Linked DNA regions of Homo sapiens: region 2 is linked to region 1. Evidence: read pairs that join two places in POLR2A ChIA-PET (ENCODE). Cell type or tissue: CD4-positive, alpha-beta T cell. All regions are shown on one strand. Each heading gives the region's core, and the rest is flanking DNA. Links, peaks and the distances in the headings are about the cores only. Region 1 overlaps CDC20B (cell division cycle 20B). Region 2 has its middle 5.2 kb from the start of GZMA.

Evidence for each region. ChIA-PET counts read pairs that join two places held together with the same protein. Peaks named below come from ENCODE experiments on the same cell type or tissue, not always from the same donor. Only the 100,000 strongest peaks of a DNase experiment are listed, where the experiment ranks them.
Region 2: POLR2A ChIA-PET joins it to region 1 with 9 read pairs; 4 of 35 experiments call an interaction of 5 or more read pairs at or near these places.

Annotation. Positions count from the first base shown.
Region 1 is chr5:55,144,861-55,149,860 of GRCh38, reverse strand. CDC20B (cell division cycle 20B) reads left to right here. Exons shown (of 12, transcript NM_001170402.1): 3 at 3,005-3,233. Among named protein-coding and RNA genes, the nearest start is that of GPX8, 13 kb to the left of the region's middle. In CD4-positive, alpha-beta T cell, for the core only: a CTCF peak has its summit at 3,100 (motif pointing right); a DNase peak (open chromatin) is centred at 3,110.
Region 2 is chr5:55,093,359-55,101,458 of GRCh38, reverse strand. It overlaps the pseudogene GZMAP1. Among named protein-coding and RNA genes, the nearest start is that of GZMA, 5.2 kb to the left of the region's middle. In CD4-positive, alpha-beta T cell, for the core only: no CTCF peak of the experiment used is centred there; DNase peaks (open chromatin) are centred at 4,398 and 5,088; H3K27ac peaks cover 2,209 bases.

The sequences.
Region 1 (5,000 bases), core at 1-5,000:
CACCTGGCCAAAAATAACCTTTTAAGTCACCAATTCAGTGGTCTTTAGTGTATTTCCAATGTTCTGGAACCACCACTTCTCTCTTGTTCCAAAATGTTTTCATCACCTCAAAAGAAAACTCCATACCCATTAAGCAGTTGCTCCCCATTTCCTCCTCCCCTAATCCCTGACAATGACCAATCTGTGTTCTCCGCCTATGGATTTTCCTGTGCTGACTATTTCATATAGATGGAATCACACAATATGTGACCTTTCCTGTCTGGCTTCTTTCACTTAGCATAATGCTTTCAAGGCTTATGCAGATTATGACATGTATCAGCAACTCATTCCTCTTGGGAGTGATATGTAGATCACTTGCATATGTAGATACGTCCCATGATTTGTTTATGCATTCATCTGTTGATGAGTGTTTGGGTTGTCTGCACCTTCTTATTGTGATTAGTGCTACTATGAACATATGTGCACATGAATTTGAGTTTGAGTACATATACCTATGAGTGGACTTGCTTGGTCATGTGGTAATTCTAGGTTTATCTTTTTGAGGTATCACCAAACTAATCTTCCACAATGACTGCATCCTTTCACATTCTGTACACTTGCAATGTACAAAGATTCCAGTTTCTTCGCATCCTTACCAATGCTTATTAGTTTCCATTAAAAAAATTCTAGCCATCCTCGTGGGTGTGAAGTGGTGCTTTGGTGTGGTTTAGTTTACATTTCCCTAATGTATGTCATTTCTGATGGCAGCAGAGCAGTCCCTCTTAGAGATGTCCTGTTAGTTTGCCTAGTCAGTTCTCCACTGGTAAACACTTAGTCTCTGTCTCACATCTTTTTGTACTTACAAACATGTAAAATGCAGTACACACCCTCATGTTCTCAGTTGAGAGCCTGGACTCTGGGGTCAGACAGGTGAGCCTCAGGTGTGGCATCGCCACTTACTGTGTAGTCTTGGACAATTCACTTGACCTCTAAGCCTCAGTTTCTTCACTGATAAAATGGGCGTAAATAAGATCTGCTTCACAGATGTTTCTTAGGATTAAATACAAACGTGTAAAACCCTGTACATATGGTTTCATACATAGTAACTACTCAATAAATGCTGGATGTTTTCTCCATCTTGGCTCATATCTTAGATTTCTTTTTTCTTTTTTTGTTTTTATTTTGAGACAGGGTCTCACTTTGTCGCCCAGGCTGGAGTGCAGCAGCGCCAATGCGGCTCACTGCAGCAAGCAATCCTCCTGCCTCAGCCCCATCAAGTAGCTAGGACTACAAGTACACACCACCACGCTCAACTCATTCTTGTATTTTTTGTAGAGACAGGGTTTTGTCTTGTTGCCCAGGCTGGTCCCGAACACCTGGGCTCAAGCAATCTGCCTGCCTCAGCCTCACAAAGAGCTACGATTTCAAGCATGAGCCGCCACGGCCGGCTGATTTCTTTTTTAAATTCTTAGAGGTGATATTGCTGGGTCAGTAGAAGTTATGCACATATATGAAGGCTTTTGACGCACATTGTCCAAAAGTCCTTTCCAGATACTAATTTAACCTCCACAGCAGTGTATGCCAGTGTTTGTTTTTGGCACCTTCAACACCAGGGATTGTCACAAAAAAATTATTGCTAACATCTCATTGCTGTTTTAAATTTGCATTTCTTTGATTGCTAGTGAGATTAAATATCTTTTGGGCATTTATATATCTCTTTTATGAATTGTCTTTTTAATGTCCTATGGCCCAGTTTTTCTGTTGAGTTGGTAAACTTGTCAATTTCTATAAGAGCTCTTTATGACTAGGATTTTAATCTAAATTGTCTGTCATTTTATTAAAAGATAATTCCAGTTTGTCACTTGCATTTTAATTTCACATGGCTACATGGGATGGTTCACTACTACAGGCTCTATAAATATCAAACTCCTGGTGTTTCTTAGAGAAGATGGACAGATGTTGAGCAAATCACTTACTTTCTCTAGGCCTCAGCTTCCCCATCTGTGAAATGAAGGGTTTGGACTAGAAAATTGCTGTTTATATCCAGATTTGAAATTTTATCATTTCATACAAACATCTTGCATGTTCAGTACATAGTGTTATATCATATGTCATATTTTACACTGATATGTAATGGTAATATTTATAAATGTAATTACTCCCTAAACTACATTGGTATACCTACAGACCCTTGAGCAGAGGCTCTAAGTAAGTAGTGGCATTTTGGTGTTTTTTAGATAGAAGAAATATATATCTATTTTACATATAAAATAATATATTTCACATATAAACATAAAAAAATAACATTTTACACATAAATACATATAAAAATGTAACAGTTTACACATAAATATATAAAAATACGTAACATTTTTATATATAAATACATATAAAATAACATGTTTTATAAATATAAACATAAAATATAACTTTTGTATATAAATATCAATATAAAAATATATAAAATATAACATATTTTATATATAAATATAAATATATAAAACATAACATACTTATGTTTATATAATATATAAATATATAAAACAACATACTTATGTTTATATAATATATAAATATATAAAACATAACATATTTATGTTTATATAATATATAAATATATAAAACATAACATATTTATGTTTATATAATATATAAATATATAAAACATAACATATTTATGTTTATATAATATATAAATATATAAAACAACATATTTATGTTTATATAATATATAAATATATAAAACAACATATTTATGTTTATATAATATATAAATATATAAAACATAACATATTTATGTTTATATAATATGTAACTATAAAATATAACATTTTACGTATAACTATATACAAAAATATATACAAATATATAAAATAATATCTAGGTTACAAAAATTAAAAAAATCTCATTATATATATTTTATTGGTGTTGTACTAGATGAGTCATTTGTAATTCTCTTATAGGGAATTTTTACTTTTGCATCACTGAGGCCAGTGGACTTACAGCTGTTTTTGTTGTTAAACAGGTACTCGATTCAGTTAATGCTACGTATTCTGACTTTAAGAGCAACTTTGCGAAGAGGCTGTCCGCAGAGGTTCCTGTTGCGAGTAGCCCCATTACCACAAGGTGGCAGCAAAGTCAAACTAGGGCTCTGTCCTCTGATTCCTTTGGGGAAGAGCAGTCAACCACCTACCTCCCAGAAGCTTCCGGATCAGTGCTGAAGACACCGCCTGAGAAAGAGACCTTGACTCTAGGTGAGGTGCCCCAAACGCCACAGCCCCGTTTTGCAACGTGAATAAAAGATATATTCCTGAGAGAATCTTTGTCTTGTAGAACTAAGGAGTGTCACTTTGAGTCAACTCTTTTCTCTTTTTCTCCCTTTGAATAAGAAATTTCCAAGGTGGGGAGAAATGACACAAAAACAAAGGAAAGGTACTGTATGTGTTTAAAAACAAAAACAAAAACAAAACTTTAGACAAATTAAATTTTACAAAGTTAATTGTGCAAAGAACCGTTGGCCAATGGGCAACCAGAGAGCCACTCCATGTGGGGGCGGGCAGCATTTATGGATAGGAATTGGAAGTGCGTAGGAGCCGGCCTGATTGGCTACAGCTCAGTTCGCCTTATTTGCACGTGGTCTGATTAGTTGGCCGCCTGTGATTGACTGAAGCTCAGCTTCTGTGATTGGCGGAGACTCAGCTAAGTTAGGCTTTCAGTTAGTTTACATCCCAAGTTAGGTTGCAGTTTGAGATGTAGGGACTCATCCTACATCCTCAGGCAAAATTTAGCTTAATTTTAATATGTTTTTGAGACTTGCATTGGTTAGATGATTACTTTTGTAAAGATTGTATGAATGTATATGTATATATGTATATGTACACATACACACATATATATGTGCTTTTGTTTTGCAAAGTATAGAATTTTAATGACTGGTAAGGTTACTGGTATACAGAGTCAGAAAAAATTATGCGTTAGTAATGGAATAATCAGATGTGAAATGGAAGAAAAAGACAGAAGCAGGAGAGAATGAGAGGAAGAGAAAGTAAGAGGAAGGAAGCAAGAGAGAGGGATGAGGGGATGGATGGGGGGAGAGAGACAAAGAGAAAGAGAGAAGAGAGGAGGAGACAGAGGAGGAGGAGGAGGAAGAAAGAAGAAAGAAGAACCTCCAAGAGTAGTAGGGAAGAAGAAGAGGGAAGGAAAGGAGAGTGAGAGACAGTCTGATGCCTATGTTGGGGCAGAGATGGGGGAGTGGGCTCCAAACCACCAGTGTGATGGGCAGGATCCATGATCAACCTGCCAGAGCCCCGAAACACAAACTCTCTTTCTGAAATATGTAATTCTCATTTGGGCACAGACATTTTCATTCCCATCCTTCAGAAGCAAAATTTGCCACCTATCATCAGCTGATGTAATTCCCATTCTTTCTTTTGAGAATCCTAGGCAACATAATTCTTTTGACTATCAGCGTATTTATTAAGACAAATGTTAATAGAAGTGCCAACTCTTTTCAATGACATCAGACATGATGATGCATTGCAGTTCTGCAGATTGAAAGGGAGCCCAGATTTTTTTCAAATCAATGAAATTCCCATGTAACGACAGGCTTTAATACTGAAAGTATTTAATAACCGAGGAGGGAAGCAGTAGGAGATAAAGGGTTGTGAAAAACATTGTTATGACTATCTTCTGAAAGAAATCTTTTGTATCTCATTGCAATTGAGGGACAGTTTTGATGCTGATTGTTTTTGGAAGAATTTCTGGCTAAAATTAGGGGCTCCCTTTTACTTTCTAGGTTCTTAATTAATTTATTGATTTTTTAAAAAAGTATGACATTGTGTGAGAAATTCAGAAATCAGATATTAACAAAAAGGATTTTACAAGAAAGACCATTTTATTTTCTACTGAAGTTAATACTAGGGATTAATCAGATCTACTGGTTTCTCAGTGCTTTGCTAGTGGGGTTTCTTTCTTTTTGTTTTAGAAGAGCAGATACTGAAGATCCTCCCATTCCAAAGGGA
Region 2 (8,100 bases), core at 1,556-6,555, 50 kb after region 1:
ACAATTTTGTTTATTTTTATGTGAATGGTTGCTCTTCCATTTATGTTGACTTCTAACAACTTTATGAGACATAATTCACACACCATAAAGGTCACCCATTTAGAGTGTATGAGTCAATGGATTTTAGTATATTTGCATAGTTGTGCAGCCATTACCAGTACCATGCTGTTTTGGTTACTGTAGCCTTGTAGTATAGTTTGAAGTCAGGTAGCATGATGCTTCCAGCTTTGTTCTTTTGGCTTAGGATTGTCTTGGCAATGTGGGCTCTTGTTTGGTTCCATATGAACTTTAAAGTAGTTTTTTCCAATTCTGTGAAGAAAGTCATTGGAAGCTTGATGGGGATGGCATTGAATCCATAAATAACTTTGGGCAGTATGGCCATTGTCATGATATTGATTCTTCCTATCCATGAGCATGGAATGTTTTTCCATTTGTTTGTGTCTTCTTTTATTTCGTTGAGCAGTGGTTTGTAGCTCTCATTGAAGAGGTCCTTCACATCCCTTGTAAGTTGGATTCCTAGGTATTTTATTCTCTTTGAAGCAATTGTGAATGGGAGTTCACTCATGATTTGGCTCTCTGTTTGTCTGTTATTGGTGTATAGGAATGCTTGTGATTTTTGCACATTGATTTTGTATCCTGAGACTTTGCTGAAGTTGCTCATCAGCTTAAGGAGATTTTGGGCTGAGATGATGGGGTTTTCTAGATATACAATCATGTCATCTGCAAACAGAGACAATTTGACTCCCTGTTTTCCTAGTTGAATACACTTTATTTCTGTTTCTTGCCTGATTGCTGTAGCCAGAACTTCCAACACTATGTTGAATAAGAGTGGTGAAAGAGGGCATCCTTGTCTTGTGCCAGTTTTCAAAGGGAATGCTTCCAGTTTCTGTCCATTCAGTATGATATTGGCTGTGGGTTTGTCATAAATAGCTCTTATTATTTTGAGATACGTCCCATCAATACCTAGTTTATTGAGAGTTTTTGGCATGAAGGTTGTTGAATTTTGTTGAAGGCCCTTTCTGCATGTATTGAGATAATCATGTGGTTTTTGTTGTTGGTTCTGTTTATGTGATGGATTATGTTTATTGATTTGCATATGTTGAACCAGCCTTGCATCCCAGGGATGAAGCCAACTTGATCATGGCGAATAAGCTTTTTGATGTACTGCTCGATTTGGTTTGCCAGTATTGTATTGAGGATTTTCGCATCGATGTTCATCAGGGATATTGGTCTAAAATTCTCTTTTTTTGTTGTGTCTCTGCCAGGCTTTGGTATCAGGATGATGCTGGCCTCATAAAATGAGCTAGGGAGGATTCCCTCTTTTTCTAGTGATTGGAATAGTTTCAGAGGGAATGATACCAGCTCCTCTTTATACATATGGTAGAATTTGGCTGTGAATCCATCTGGTTCTGGACTTTTTTTGGTCGGTAGGCTATTAATTATTACCTCAATTTCAGAACCTGTTATTGATCTATTCAGAGATTCAACTTCTTCCTGGTTTAGTCTTGGGAGGGTGGATGTGTCCAGGAGTTTATCCATTTCTTCTAGATTTTCTAGTTTATTTGCATAGAGGTGTTTATAGTATTCTCTGATGGTAGTTTGTATTTCTGTGGGATCGGTGGTGATATCCCCTTTTTCATTTTTTATTGCATTTATTTGATTCTTCTCTTTTTTTCTTTATTAGTCTTGCTAGTAGTCTGTCATTTTTGTTGATCTTTTCAAAAAACCACCTCCTGGATTCATTGATGTTTTGAAGGGTTTTTTGTGTCTCTAGCTCCTTCAGTTCTGCTCTGATCTTAATTATTTCTTGCCTTCTGCTAGCTTTTGAATTTGTTTGCTCTTGCTTCTCTAGTTTTTAGCATTGTGATGTTAGGGTGTTGATTTTAGATCTTTTCTGCTTTCTCTTGTGGGCATTTAGTGCTATACATTTCTCTCTACACACTCCTTTAAATGTGTCCCAGAGATTCTGGTATGTTGTGTCTTTGTTCTCATTGGTTTCAGAGAACATCTTTATTTCTGACTTCATTTTGTTATTTACCCAGTAGTCATTCAGGAGCAGGTTGTTCAGTTTCCATGTAGTTGTGTGGTTTTCAGTGAGTTTCTTAATCCTGAGTTCTAATTTGGTTGCACTGTGGTCTGAGAGACAGTTTGTTGTGATTTCTGTTCTTTTATATTTGCTGAGGAGTGCTTTACTTCAAATTATGTGGTCAATTTTAGATTAAGTGCGATGTGTTGCTGAGAAGAATGTATATTCTATTGATTTGTGATGGAGAGTTTTGTAGATGTCTATTAGATCTGCTTGGTGCAGAACTGAGTTCAAGTCCTGGATATCCTTGTTAACCTTCTGTCTCGTTGATCTGTCTAATATTGATAGTGGGGTGTTAAAGTCTTCCATTATTATTGTGTGGGAGTCTAAATCTCTTTGTAGGTCTTCAAGGACTTGCTTTATGAATCTGGGTCCTCCTGAATTGTGTGCATATATATTTAGGATTGTTAGCTCTCCTTGTTGCATTGATCCCTTTACCATTATGTAATGGCCTTGTCTTTTTTGGTCTTTGTTGGTTTAAAGTCTGTTTTATCAGAGACTAGGATTGCAACCCTTGCTTTTTTTGCTTTCCATTTGCTTGGTAGATCTTCCTCCATCCCTTTATTTTGAGCCTATGTGTGTCTTTGCATGGAGATTGGTCTCCTGAATACAGCACACTGATTGGTCTTGACTCTTTATCCCATTTGCCAGTCTGTGTCTTTTAATTGGGGCATTTAGCCCATTTACACTTAAGATTAATATTGTTATGTGTGAATTTGGTCCTGTCATTATGATGCTAGCTGGTTATTTTGCTCGTTAGTTGATGCAGTTTCTTCCTAGCATTGATGGTCTTTACAATTTGGCATGGTTTTGCAGTGGCTGGTACCAGTTGTTCCTTTCCATGTTTAGTACTTCCTTCAGGAGCTCTTGTAAGACAGGCCTGGTGATGATGAAATTTCTCAGTATTTGCTTTTCTGTAAAGGATTTTATTTCTCCTTCACTTGTGAAGCTTAGTTTGGCTGGATATGAAATTCTGGGTTGAAAATTCTTTTCTTTAAGAATGTTGAATATTGGCCCCCACTCTCTTCTGGCTTGTAGACTTTCTGCTGAGAGATCTGCTGTTAGTCTGATGGGCTTCCCTTTGTGGGTAACCTGACCTTTCTATCTGGCTGCCCTTAACATTTTTCCCTTCATTTCAACCTTGGTGAATCTGACAATTATGTATCTTGGGTTTGCTCTTCTCAAGGAGTATCTTTGTGGTGTTTTCTGTATTTCCTGAATTTGAATGTTGGCCTACCTTGCTAGGTTGGAGAAATTCTCCTGGATAATATCCTGAAGGTTTCCTAACTTGGATCCATTCTCCCCATCACTTTCAGGAACACAAATCAAAATGGTCTTTTCACATAGTCCCATATTTCTTGGAGGCTTTATTCATTTCTTTTCACTCTTTTTTCTCTAATCTTGTCTTCTTGCTTGATTTCATTAATTTGATCTTCAATCACTGACATCCTTTCTTCCACTTGATGGAATTGGCTATTGAAGCTTGTGCACGTGTCACGAAGTTCTCGTGGTATGGTTTTCAGCTCCTTCAGGTCATTTAAGATCTTCTCTACACTATTTATTCTAGTTAGCCATTCGTCTAATCTTTTTTCAAGGTTTTTAGCTTCCTTGCAATGGGTTAGAACATGCTTCTTTAGCCCAGAGAAGTTTGCTATTACTGACCTTCTCATGCCTACTTCTGTCAACTTGTCAAACTCACTCTCTGTCCAGTTTTACTCTGTTGCTGGTGAGGAACTGCGATCCTTTGGAGGAGAAGAGGCTCTCTGGTTTCTCCCCATCTTTGTGGTTTTATTTACCTTTGGCCTTTGATGTTGGTGGCCTACAGATGGGGTTTTGGTATGGATGTGCTTTTTGTTGATGTTGATGCTATTTCTTCTGTTTGTTAGTTTTCGTTCTAACTGTTGGGCCCTCAGCTGCAGGTCTGTTGGAGTTTGCTGGAGGTCCACTCCAGACCCTGTTTGCCTGGGTATCACTAGTGGAGGCTGCAGAACAGCAAATATTGCTGCCTGATCCTTCCTCTGGAAGCTTCATCCTAGAGGGGCCCCCTGCCTGTATGAGGTGTTTGTCAGCCCCTACTGGGAAGTGTCTCCCAGTCAGGCTACATGGGTGTCAGGGACCCACTTGAGGAAGCAGTCTGTCCGTTCTCAGAGCTCGAACGTCATGCTGAGAGAACTACTGCTCTCTTTAGAGCTGTCAGACAGGGACATTTAGGTCTGCTGAAGCTGTCTGCTGCCTTTTGTTCTGATATGCCCTGCCCACAGAAGTGGAATCTAGAGAGGTAGTAGGCCTTGCTGAGCTACAGTGGGCTCCACCCAGTTCGAGTTTCCTGGCCTCTTTGTTTACACTGTGAGCACAAAACCACCTACTCCAGCCTCAGCAATGGCAGACATCCCTCACCCTGCCAAGCTGTAGCATTGAAGATTGATCTCAGACTGCTGCTCTAGCAGTGAGCAAGGCTCCGTGGGTGTGGGACCCACCGAGCCAGGTATGGGAGGGAATTTTCTGGTCTACTGGTTGCGAAGGCCATGGGAAAAGTGCAGTATTTGGGCAGGAGTGTACCATTCCTCCAGGTACAGACTGTCATGGCTTCCTTTGGCTAGGAAAGGGAAATCCCCTGACCCCTTGCACTTCCCCAGTGAGGCGATACCCTGCCCTGCTTCGTCTGACCCTTCCTGGGCTGCCCACCCTGTCCAACCAGTCCCAATGAGATGAACAAGGTACCTGAGTTGGAAATGCAGAAATCACTTGTCTTCCTCATTGATCTCGCTGGGAGCTGCAGCCTGGAGCTGTTCCTATTTGGCCATCTTGGAAGCCTCCCCGCATCTTCGCCTTTTCTACCACTAGCACAGATCATGCAGTTTTCAACAACCAGCTTGAAATTATAGTGCTCTGCATCATTGCATGTTTTTTGGTCCATCATAGTGATGTTTGTTCACTTCTCTCAAGGTGTTTTCAAAACTTTGCATGAGTCTCTTTTTGTGCTTCCCCATCCTGCCACATGACACTCGGTGTGAAGTTTTACATCCTGTCCTGTTTTTGGTAGATGAAGTTTCCTACAGCTTTGCTCATGGTTGCTTTAACTTCCAGCTAGAAAACAGACAGGAAATGGAGTTTTGGGCAGGTATGACAGTAACAAAAACAACAAAATAGCCCTGATTGAAATATATACTTGCTTCTGTAGTCTTATGAGGGACATGGCTTAAGACATGTGCCAACCTGTATTGACAATCGGTAATTGATTTTTAAAAAGTTACAGGACACTTTTTTCAGAAGTGCTTTGCTAGGCTAGTCTAAGTAAGCTTCAGTTCAGTTGACCTGTCAGTGATAAAATTATATGGTGGTGGCTGACAGTTCTGTGGTTGAAAACCTGTGCTGAGAATCCAAACGTTTTTATTCAGGCAGTCTTAGATTCGTGAACTGACTGGTACTGTGACCAGTGGAAGAAAACTCGGGATCCTGGTGCAGTGGGGCAGGGTGGGAAAGGGACCAGTGTCCTCATTTTCCATTTTGGTAGAAATGTGTCTTCCCTACTTTTGAGCATGAGCAAACCAGCCTGCAGGTTTCACCTGCTTTCGGTTGCTCACCTATACTTTGCCTTTTCTTTCATTCCCTAAGTCCTCTTCTTTGCTCGCCACCTTGATTTCTATTTTTCCACAAAGTCAAGGCAGGGAGAGTATGGAGTATGATTCAGGTTGAGTAGAGGGTAGAGGGAGGTGATTCTAGTTCTTTTATTTTTTCTTGCCTTAAGCTGAGTTTGAAATTGCAGGGGCTTCTGGTATTGTGGAACTGCTAAAAACACAACGGCACCACAGCAATGGTCACATTCCTATGATTGCATTGCTTTCAGGCGATGCTTCCTGACATTAGAGTGTCCCCACTTCCTCGGTGCTCCTTCTGATTACTGAAGCTCCTGCCCCCCACCTTGCTAACATTGTGAGGTGAAATGGCCACAGATGAGAGCCTTTCTATAGAACAGGACTTGAAATGTGCATGTGCAACTTTCCGACTTCTCACCCACTCATGCTTCCTCACAGCCTGCATGCTTGCTATCTGAGGACAAGGAGGAGGGAGACTTCAAAAGGGACTTTGGGGCTTAATGAGTGTATCAGAGTCTGGGAAGCACATGTTTGTAAGGAGCAGTCCCCATTCAAGCTCTCTTATGGTCAACTGCATAGGACTACCATGGCCGCACAATTAGGTTTTAGCCCTGGAGAGTTAACTATCCCTGGTCAAGTCTTGACACCTTCTTTGTGGATTCCCTCGCAGCATCACACTATTGGCCATAGTGTCATAGGTGGGAAGGAGTTTCCCAGCTCTAACAGCATGGGCCCCTCACCTCCTGTACCCACCTCATTCCTTTCTAAAGGTAAGATTTTCAGGTCCTGAAGGAGACCTGACTTCTACCACTTGCTTGAAACCAGAGTCTAGAATCCCTTCTCTGCTTTTGATTACATTTGCCACTGTCTGGCTTAATTCCATCTCTTATTCAAAATTATTCAAGAAATATTTATCGAGGGCCTAATTATGTATCACATACTGTTGTTCTAGGTATTGGAGGTCATAGAAGTAAGTAGACAAAAGTATCTCTTATGTGGAGCTTAGGTTCCAGTGAGGGAGGCAGGCAGACATACACCATCTAAAGTATATCAGGGTGTGTTAGATGCCATGGAGGAAAATGTAGCAGGGGAGTGGGCCAAGGAGTGCCCTCTGAGGGGCAGGGAAGGGAGTGTCCTTCAGGGCCTAGGATGCCCTGTTGGAATCAGGCTGTAAGTGGTGGGGGGCAAGGAGTATGGAGGTTTTGCCAGAAGTGCACAGAACCCTAAAGGCCTTTCTTTATTCCCAATGATGGGAGTGGGCCAACCCCTGGGCTTTCTCTCTGTCTCTCTTTTTTCTTTTTTTGAATTAGGGCCTCACTCTGTCATCTAGGCTGAAGAGTTATGGTGTGATCACAGCTCATCCAGGATGCAGTACAGTGGAACCATCACAGCTCACTGCAGCCTCCAACTCCTGGGCTCCAGCAATCGTCCTACCTCAGCCTCATGAGAAGCTGGGACTAAAGGCATGCACCACCATGCCTGGCTAATTTTTAAATTTTTTTGTAGAGATGGGAGTCTCACTATGTTGCTCAGGCTGATCTGAGCTCGTAGGCTTAAGTGATCCTCCTGCCTTGTCCTCCCAAAGTGCTGGGATTATAGGCATGAGCTACCATGCCAGAATGTCAGGCTTCCTCCTAACTCCTGCTGGTGACCATCATCATCAGCCCTTTAGGGCTAGTGTGAACTGTTTACACTCTTTCTTCCAGACCTGTTTTGCCCTACTCCACTTTCAGCATGGCAGCCAGAATGATCATTTAACAACAAGGGTGATAATGTTGCAACCCTACTCAAAACACTTTACCATTTCCTTCCCCATAAAGCTCAAGCTTCTTACCAAGGTTTGCAAGGCCTGGCTTTGTGGTCTGTGTCCTGCCTACCCCTCTTTCTCAAATCTTGTGTTAACTCCCTTTTCTCCCCAATTCCTCCAAATGCATTGTCCAGAAAGACACCTCCAGTACATACTCTTCTTCCTGCTGGTAAGGACCCTCCCTCCCTTCCTCCTGGCTGACTCTGTCCTTCTCCAGGAAGCTTCCCCATGTACTCAAGATAGAGCCCTCTTCTTAGTTATCTCTGTAACTGATGGACAAAATACCATTAGATCAGAGCTGGAGATTTATTTGTCTGGGAGCAAGTCCTGATTTCTGGCAGGCTGGCACTAACAGCTAAGCATTCAAATTTTCTGGCTACTCATAAACACTCTCATGGAACATCAGTGTCAGACCAGGTGATTCTAATAAAGTGAGAAAAAAACAAGTCCTCTCTGGCATCATGTTTGAGTCTTTCCATTCTTTCTGTCTCCTAGATAATTAAGGTTTATTAAGAGACTGAATCACAGAATTATTCCACTTGCTGACAACACCCAATTCACAGCAAACTCATTCTTCCTTGAATCCTACCCCAAACTGCCCAACACAAGCT